2 separate regions of the Homo sapiens genome follow, and region 2 is linked to region 1. A link is a contact called in ENCODE Hi-C or POLR2A ChIA-PET data. All regions are on one chromosome and are shown on one strand. Each heading gives the region's core, a stretch centred on a gene start or an enhancer-like site at or near the end of the contact. The rest is flanking DNA. Distances are from core to core; before and after follow the strand shown. Region 1 holds the start of CZ1P-ASNS (CZ1P-ASNS readthrough). Region 2 holds the start of TECPR1 (tectonin beta-propeller repeat containing 1).

Evidence for each region. A loop is a pair of places that touch in the nucleus more often than their neighbours do. ChIA-PET counts read pairs that join two places held with the same protein, here RNA polymerase II (POLR2A). Pooled maps may share reads with other maps.
Region 2: a map of B cell shows a loop between it and region 1 (22-fold over the local background). The contact joins the promoter of TECPR1 here to the promoter of CZ1P-ASNS in region 1. A Hi-C loop is called at or near these places in 7 of 168 maps with a recorded cell type or tissue (B cell, CD4-positive, alpha-beta T cell, CD8-positive, alpha-beta T cell and 2 more), 4 of 37 single-sample maps with no recorded cell type and 13 of 50 pooled maps. POLR2A ChIA-PET finds 5 or more read pairs at or near these places in 3 of 52 experiments (MCF 10A, OCI-LY7 and activated T-cell).

The regions. Positions count from the first base shown.
Region 1 is chr7:97,971,108-97,973,862 of GRCh38, reverse strand. It overlaps CZ1P-ASNS (CZ1P-ASNS readthrough), which reads left to right and starts at 1,505. Exons shown (of 19, transcript NR_147989.1): 1 at 1,505-1,728. It also overlaps the pseudogene CCZ1P-OR7E38P and the pseudogene CCZ1P1. RefSeq lists a silencer at 1,600-1,909.
Region 2 is chr7:98,249,246-98,254,439 of GRCh38, reverse strand. It overlaps TECPR1 (tectonin beta-propeller repeat containing 1), which reads left to right and starts at 2,208. Exons shown (of 26, transcript NM_015395.3): 1 at 2,208-2,314; 2 at 2,892-3,046. It overlaps LOC124901706 (a long non-coding RNA gene), which reads right to left and starts at 2,081. Exons shown (of 2, transcript XR_007060448.1): 1 at 1,912-2,081; 2 at 1-1,556. RefSeq lists silencers at 1,922-2,021, 2,112-2,501 and an enhancer at 1,818-2,561.

The DNA.
Region 1 (2,755 bases), core at 256-2,755:
GGAGGCTGAGGTGGGAGGATCACTTGAGCCCAGGAGTTCCAGGCTGCAGTGAGCTATGATCTGGCCGCTGCACTCCAGCCTGGACAACAGAGCAAAGTGCTGTCTTAGAATAAAATACTTTTTAAATAAACTAAAAACAAAACAATGGGCCAGGTGTGGGTGGCTCACATCCGTAATCCCAGCACTTTGGGAGGCCAGGTGAGGCAGAATAGGGCATGAGGGTAACCAAGGGTTAAGGCAGAAACAAAAGAACAGCAGGTGCAGCCAGTTCTAGGCAAGATTAGGCAGCATGGAGGCCACGTGTTCATTCCGTCAATCAGGCGGAGAGGGGGGCGGGGGGAGGGTGACAGCTTCTGATTGACGGCGGGGGGTGGGTGGTGGTGCGCAAGTCTCCACTTCAGCCTCTGATTGGTCACAGGCCAATCCTTCAGAGGGTGTAACCAATCGGAGGCATCTAACGGGCACCTAGGGGCGTTACCTAATTCTTCCAGCTTAATAAAAATCCTGACGGGTGCTATCGAACCGTTTGCTCTATCCCGCTCCTGCTGTGTGAATTGTACTTTCGCTTCAATAAATCTGTCTCTTCCTTACTCCGGTTTTTTCTTTTGTTTCTTTTCGTTGCTTTGTTCTTTTGCTACTTTGTGCATTTTGTTCAATTCTTTGTTCAACACGCCAAGAACCTGGGCAATCCACGGTCAAGACCTTCCATCCAGTAACAGAGGCAGGAGGATCCCTTGATGCCAAGAGTTCGAGACCAGCTGGGGCAACAAAGTGAGACCCTGTCTCTACTCTCTAACTCTCTCTCTCTCTCTCTCTCTCTCTCTCTCTCTATATATATATATATATATATATATATTTTAATTATCTGGGCATGGTGGTGCATGCATGTGGTCTCAGCTACTCAGGCTGAGGTGGGAAGATCGCTTGAGCCTGGGAGTTGAGGCTGCAGTGAGCTATGATGGCACCACTGCACTCCAACCCGGGTGACAAAGCGAGATCCTGTCTCTAAATTAAATTAAAAACAATACCACCAAAACAACAACAGGTTGGGCGGTGGTGTCTCACGCCTATAATCGGAGCACTTTGGGAGGTCGAAATGGGAGACCATGTGAAGCCAGGAGTTCGAGAGCAGCCTGGGCAACACAGACCCCACCTCTACAAAAAATAAAACTGGCCTTGATGGCGCGCCCTGTAATCCTAGCTACTTGGGAGGCTGAGGCAGGGGGATGGCTTGAGTCCCAGAGGTTGAGGCTGCAGTGAGCTGAGATCCCGCCGCTACACTCCAGACTGGATGACAAACTGAGATCCTATCAAAAAACAAACAAACAAACAAACAGTGCCCCACTCAGTTTTTCCTGAAACGCGCAACCCTCGCCCGTAGCCAGGAGAAAACTCCGCGAGCCAGCAAAACACAAACTCGGCCGGGAAACAGACAACAAGGCCACCCTGGGGTGCCAGAAGAGGACGCTGCGAGGCGGGTTCTTCTTCCTGGTCGGCGGCGAGCGCTTCCGGGGTGGTGGCGAGGGAGGCGGAAGTGCGGTGTTCTAGCAGGTGGCTGCTTTCTCTGGGCTGGCTGTGGGAGGCTCCCGAGGTGGGGACCCGGCCGGGATGGCTGCAGCGGCGGCCGGGGCTGGGAGCGGGCCCTCGGCGGCCCAGGAGAAGCAGTTCCTGCCGGCGCTGCTGAGTTTCTTCATCTACAACCCGCGCTTCTGGCCGCGGGAAGGAGAGGTATGCGGAGGGGGCGGCGCGTGAGCGGGCGGCGTCGGTGCCCCCCAGGGGCGGCGGCCCTGTGGTTCTGCCCACCTCGAGCGGCACTGACCTAGCCTGCGTTGTGCCAGGTGCTGAGCCCGGGCCGGGGGCTGCGGCGGGGACCTGACAGCAGGCAGGGACCGCTTCAGGTCCTGGGTCGATGTCTGTCTATGGAATAAAGCCCCGTCAGGTCTGTATCACTCCACACCCCAGGTTCAGTCTCTTTGCGCTTTGCGTTGCGTCAGTTCTGGGAAATTAAAATTGAACTTGGCTTTGTTAAGTGGGTAGTCCCCAACTAGAAGCGTGGAAGCAGAGTGGCAGACGCTAGCCTTCAAATGATGCAAGCCTGGAGGACCCTGTAAAAGTTTTCACCCAAATGAGGAAAATTAGTTCCGGGACACGTGTGTGTGTGTGTGTGTAAGTTAGTTACGGGACACGTGTGTGTGTGTGTAAGTTCCGGGACACGTGTGTGTGTGTGTGTGTTTTCTGAGGTGGGGACGGCGACTTTCTCAAAGGATGTCCGGAGCTGTGTTTCGTTACCAGCAAGTCAGAGTTCTTTTAAAGACTGTCCAGGCTGGGCGCTGTAACTCACGCCTGTAATCCCAGCACTTTAGGAGGCCGAGATGGGAGGATTACTTGGAGCCAGGAGTTCCAGACCAGCCTGGGCAACAAAGCAAGACCCCCGACTCTACCAAAAAAAAAAAAAAAAAAAAAAAAAAAATCGAAAAATGAGCCAGGTGTGGTGGCACGCACCTGTATTTCCAGCTACTCAGGAGGCTGAGGCCAGAGGATCGCTTGTGATTGAGGCTGCAGGTGAGCTGTAATTGGGCCACTGCACTACAGCCTGGGTGACAGAGACCCCATCTCCAGAAAAAGAAAAAAAAAAAAAACTCGTCAGTTCAAATGCTTGGGAACTGGCTGGATTTAATTTTCAGGGAGCTATGTGTCTGCAGATGTGCAAACCTTTATTTCTTACAAGCATTGGTGTATTACAGATTAGCTCTAG
Region 2 (5,194 bases), core at 959-3,458, 280 kb before region 1:
GAGAAAGGAGAATCGCTTGAACCTGGGAGGTGGAGGTTGCAGTGAGCTGAGATCTCACCACTGCACTGCAGCCTGGGTGACAGAGTGAGACTCCCTCTCAAAAAAAAAAAAAAAAAAAAAGAACTCGGGATAGGGGGACATGGGTCCCCAAGCCCCTGAATTCAGGAAAACTATATTGAACTTTGTCACCACACATGAAAACTGCAAGGGGCCACAGAAAGCTCCTAATTCAATGCCTCTTTTTCATTTTTTTTCAATGCCTCTTTTAATGTGGAAACTAAAGCTAAAGAGGAGATAAATGGCTACAGAGTGTCACAGGCAGGACAGAACCCAGGGCTCCCTACCTCTAGACTGTTTCTCCAGCAGTCTAGCGACCACTCATCCTCCTTTTTTTTTTTTTTTTTTTTTTTTGAGACAGAGTTTTGCTCTGTTGCCCAGGCTGGAGTGTAGTGGCACAATCTCAGCTCACTGCAAGCTCCGCCTCCTGGGTTCACCTCATTATCCTGCCTCAGCCTCCCGAGTAGCTGGGACTACAGGCGCCCGCCACCACGCCCGGCTAATTTTTTGTGTTTTTAGTAGAGACGGTGTTTCACCATGTTAGCCAGGATGGTCTCATCTCCTGACCTCATGATCCACCCGCCTCGGCCTCCCAAAGGGCTGGGATTACAGGCGTGAACCACTGCGCCCGGCCCACTCATCGTCCTTCTGCTAATAGCACCCTGATCTTCCTCTGAGGAGCCACCCCCTGTGCCTGGCTGAGCCCTTATGCTTGAGGGGGGCTCTGCCCACATCTCCAGACCAAGTCCACAAATGCCAGTCCCTCAGGCCCAAGCTAAAGTCAGGGTCAGACACAGGACTCCACAGAGCCATCCGGGGTGAACAAGAGGCTTCTGGGGGCGTTTTCTTCCACTGGAGCTGGCCTGTGTGGGGCTTCCCCAAACATGAAGGCCCAGGAAAAGCCTGTGTGCAACCCCAGAAATGAGACAGAACTAGAGGGGGAGCAGGAATAGGTCCCTAGGTCCAACCAGGTGACATTGGTTTAGCTCAATGTCGGGTAGTATCTAGCCTTCCATCAGATGCCCTTTTTTTTCTTTTTTGAGAAGGAGTTTTGCTCTTGTCGCCCAGGCTGTAGTGCGGTGGCACAGTGGCACGATCTCAGCTCACTGCAACCTCCACCTCCCCAGTTCAAGCGATTTTCCTGCCTCAGTCTCCCGAGTAGCTGAGATTACAGGCATGCGCCACCACCCCTGGCTAATTTTGCATTTTTACTAGAGACGGGGTTTCACCATCTTGGCCAGGCTGGTCTCAAACCCCTGACCTCAAGTGATCCGCCCGCCTTGGCCTCCCAAAGTGCTGGGATTACAGGTATGAACCGCCGCACCTGGCCGACATCTTTCTTTTTTCTCCTTTCTCCATCCTAACCTTGCCAGTTTTCTGCCAGGCGGGATACAGTGTTTTCAAATCCCAGTTCCATCGCTTACAACGTGAGTCGCTCCATCTCTGAGCCCGTGTTCGCATTTGTAAAATGGGAATGACGCCGCCAGCTCTTTGGGTTGCTGGGAGGATGAAATGAGAAGACCCAAGTAAAGCACTTACGTCAGTGCCCGCCACCCCGGGAGGACTCGCATATTACTATTAATATATTAGGCCAGCTTACACTGGGTTTTGTCACTGACAATAGAGTTTGAGCAATCCAGGGCCTGTTACTGACACCACACCATGCTATAGTCACAAAATCACATATGCTTCCAGGACTCCTCCTCGAAAGAGTAAAGCTTTAAGTGTAGTGTGTGCTCAAGGGCTACGTTTCAGTTCGATGGATACCAGGAAGACACCTGTTCCCTGCGTCCTCTCCACGCCCCAGGCCGGGCGCCCACACCCTGCTCCTCCTGACGCCGCACAGCCACGCACCCAGGTACCCTCTCCGCCACCCCTTCTCCTCGCCTGCAGGCGGTGTCCACACCGCCCTCTCCGCTCCTGCAGACCGGGTCCTGGAGGGCGGCCGGGCGGTCCACGGGCCGGTGTCGCGCCGCCAGAGAGAACGCGGCAACTCGCTTCAGCCGACTCTGGACTCCTGACCTGGCGCGACCCCGGAAGTGGGCGGGCGCGCGACCTCGAAGCCAGCACCGACGCGGCGCACCGCAGCCAATCGCACGTCCCAGGTCGCAGCGTCCTGGCGAGGCTGGCCAATGGGCACGGGGCCTGATGCCGCTTCCGGCCCACCCTCTTGCCCGGTCCCCGGGAGGGCCGGTCCGCTCCTCCCGGACGCCGAGGACCTACCACCGCGACTTCGCCCCGCCCGGCGCGGGCCCAGGTGAGTGCAGAGTGGCGCCCCAGCTGCAGCGGCGGCCAGGGCCGTGGGAAAGAATGGGGCGATGAAGGGCTGGGCACGCCGCCTTCCCCACCACCCCCAGGCTGTTTGCTCGCGGGGAGGGAGGAAGGAGGGACCGCACTTGTCATCTCGCCTGCACACCTGGAAGGTGCCGCCCCCGTCCCCTGCCCTGGAACGCCCACAGGCTAGCGAAGTTGCCTGGTGCAGGTGACGCCCCCATTCCAGCCTTTGGACTGGAGCCATAGGAGAAGCGGATCGCGGGATCCTGGTTGTTTTCGAGAATCACGCAGCAAGGGGCCTGCCTATCCCTCTCCCTGGGTATTGATGGGAGCAAATCTGCTTGTCGTAAGATTAGCTTTGGCAGATGGTCAGGGCCCAGAGCTCCGACATATGCTACTGGTGGCAGTGCAGGGGCCCCACCTGTCACCCAAGTGCACAGCACTGGGCTGAACGCCAGGCTGACTCAGGACACCTCCTGCCCGGTGGGGCTGGGCGGACCCTATTCTTCAGGAAAGAATCAACTACCATGCAAGTTCTGCTGCTTTTTCCCACCTTTTAGGACCCTGATGTCGCTTTTGAACAGCCCCTGCACCTGGCAGCCAGCGAGCTACTGTAGTAGGCATTGCCGACTGTTTGCATACCGGATGGGAGTGACAGTGTAATAGAAAAACAAGCAAGAAACCTTTTAGGTAGGACTCCTAAGGCTCAGAGGAAGTAAGTGCTTGCGGAGCGTTCTTTGTACTGTGTCTTTTCCTCTACCACATCTCTGTCCCCGCCTCTCTTGGGTGCTTTTTTTGGTCTCTGAAAGGATCTGTGAATAAACTGAGACAGAAAGGCAGATGGCTTTGAGGGTGGCGAGCAGACCTTCTTCGTGGAAAGACTGAAGGTTCAACTCAAATTCATCTTGTAGAAATTCTTGGTGAATTCGAGGCTGCTGATTTGGAAGATTTTCCTCCATCCCTCTAACCCTACAAAACAAACAAGTCCCAGGATCCCTGAATCATGGGGCTTCATGTTCCAACCCCCCTTTCAAGAGTCCTCTGACCCAGTGACCCTGTGTAAGTTGCCTGATCAGCTCACAGCCAGAAAGTGGCCCATGAGGAGCTAGGGGGAGCCTCTTGGCAGAGGCAGAAAGAAAGTGTGGCTGACCAAGGATGGTTACCGGATGTCAACTGTAGCTAGGAAGTGACGACAGGTGCCTGGGTCTCTACTCTGAAGGGAGTTTGTAAATACAGCAACCCCCCACCCCTCCCTTTCACTGTAGCAGAGTCTTCTCCCATTAACTGCCCAGAAGATTCAATGATGTCTATGAGGAAATTAGTGCTTAGTCATTTATTTGAAGGAAAGTCAAAATCTCCTTTCATTGAGCTCAACCTGCAGACTGAGTCTAGCTAAACTGCTTGCTTATCCAGTGAATTCTGAGCTATCTTTGTTTTGTTGTTGTTGTTGTTGTTGTTTGTTTTCCTTTTTGAGACAGGGTCTCGCTCTGCTGCCCAGGCTGGAGTGCAGTGGCACAATCATAGCTCACTGTAGCCTCAAACTCCTGGGCTCAAGTGATCCTCCTGCCTCAGCCTCCCAAGTAGCTAGGATCACAGGCATGTGCCACCACACCTGGCTAATTTTTTTTTTAACTTTTTATTTTTACAGAGATGGGGTCTCCCTGTGTTGCTTAGGCTGGTTTTGAACTCCTCGGCTCAAGCGATCCTCCCACCTCAGCCCCGGAAAGGGCTGGGATTACAGGCATGAGCTACTGCACCTGGCCTCTGAGCTATCTTTGAAGGCTAACTTATATTTAACACTATAGAAAGTGACAATTAAAAAAAAAAACCTTCGTCTTCCCCTAGCATTTTATTGAGGATTTTCCCACATACAGCCAAGTTGAAAGAATTATACAGTCAGCATCCCCATCCCCACCAACTAGATTCTACTATTGACACTTTACTTGCTTTATCACATATCTGTCCACCAATTATGACCTTACTTTTCAAGTTATTTGTGGCATTTGTTTTCCCTGGAGAAGTATTTCTGTCTTAGATCAGGGAGTTGGCAGTGTGTTGGAGGTAGGTGGTGGTGATTATCCTTAAATGTTGTTTCAACACCCACTGTGTGCAGAGACTATTATGGAAATGAAGAGGCTGAAGACTCAGACCTGAAAGGGACTTGGTTTTTTGTTTTTCTTTTTTTTTTTTTGAGATGGAGTCTTGCTGTGTTGGCCAGGCTGGAGTGTGGTGACACGATCTTGGCTCACTACAATCTCCTCCTACCAGGTTCAAGCGATTCTCCTGCCTCAGCCTCCCAAGCCGGCTAATTTTTGTAGTTTTAGTAGAGACGGGTTTCACCGTGTTGGCCAGGCTGGTCTCAAACTCCTGGCCTCAAGCAATCTGCCCGCCTTGGCCTCCCAAAGTGTTGGGATTACAGGCATGAGCCACCACGCCCAGCCCTATTCTGCCTTTTATAGATTAGGAAATTAAGGCACAGAGAGGTTAGTTAGCTTTTGGTGGTACAAGAAAGTGAGGATCCCAGAATGCAGCATTCTGAGATCCAGGCAGCTCTGGACTCTCTTAGTCACTGTGAAGGTGCCAGAGGGACCCTCAGTCCTGATCAGTGAGGCACGAAGGGGTCACCAGGGGTCCCAGCTCAGTTTCAGATGGTTCCAGAAAGCTGGTGTTCTGATTTTCTCATATGTTTGACGGGCCTTGGTGTCCTGGGATGGAGGGGGTCAGCTGCTCTGGGAGGGGCTCTTACTCCCCGGGCTTCCTCCATTCTGCTGGGCAGTCTCCCTCCTATTCTTTTCCCCCACTTCCTGTTATGGGAGTTTCCCAGAGCTGAGCTTTTGTTCTGCTTCCTGTCTTCCTGTTCCTC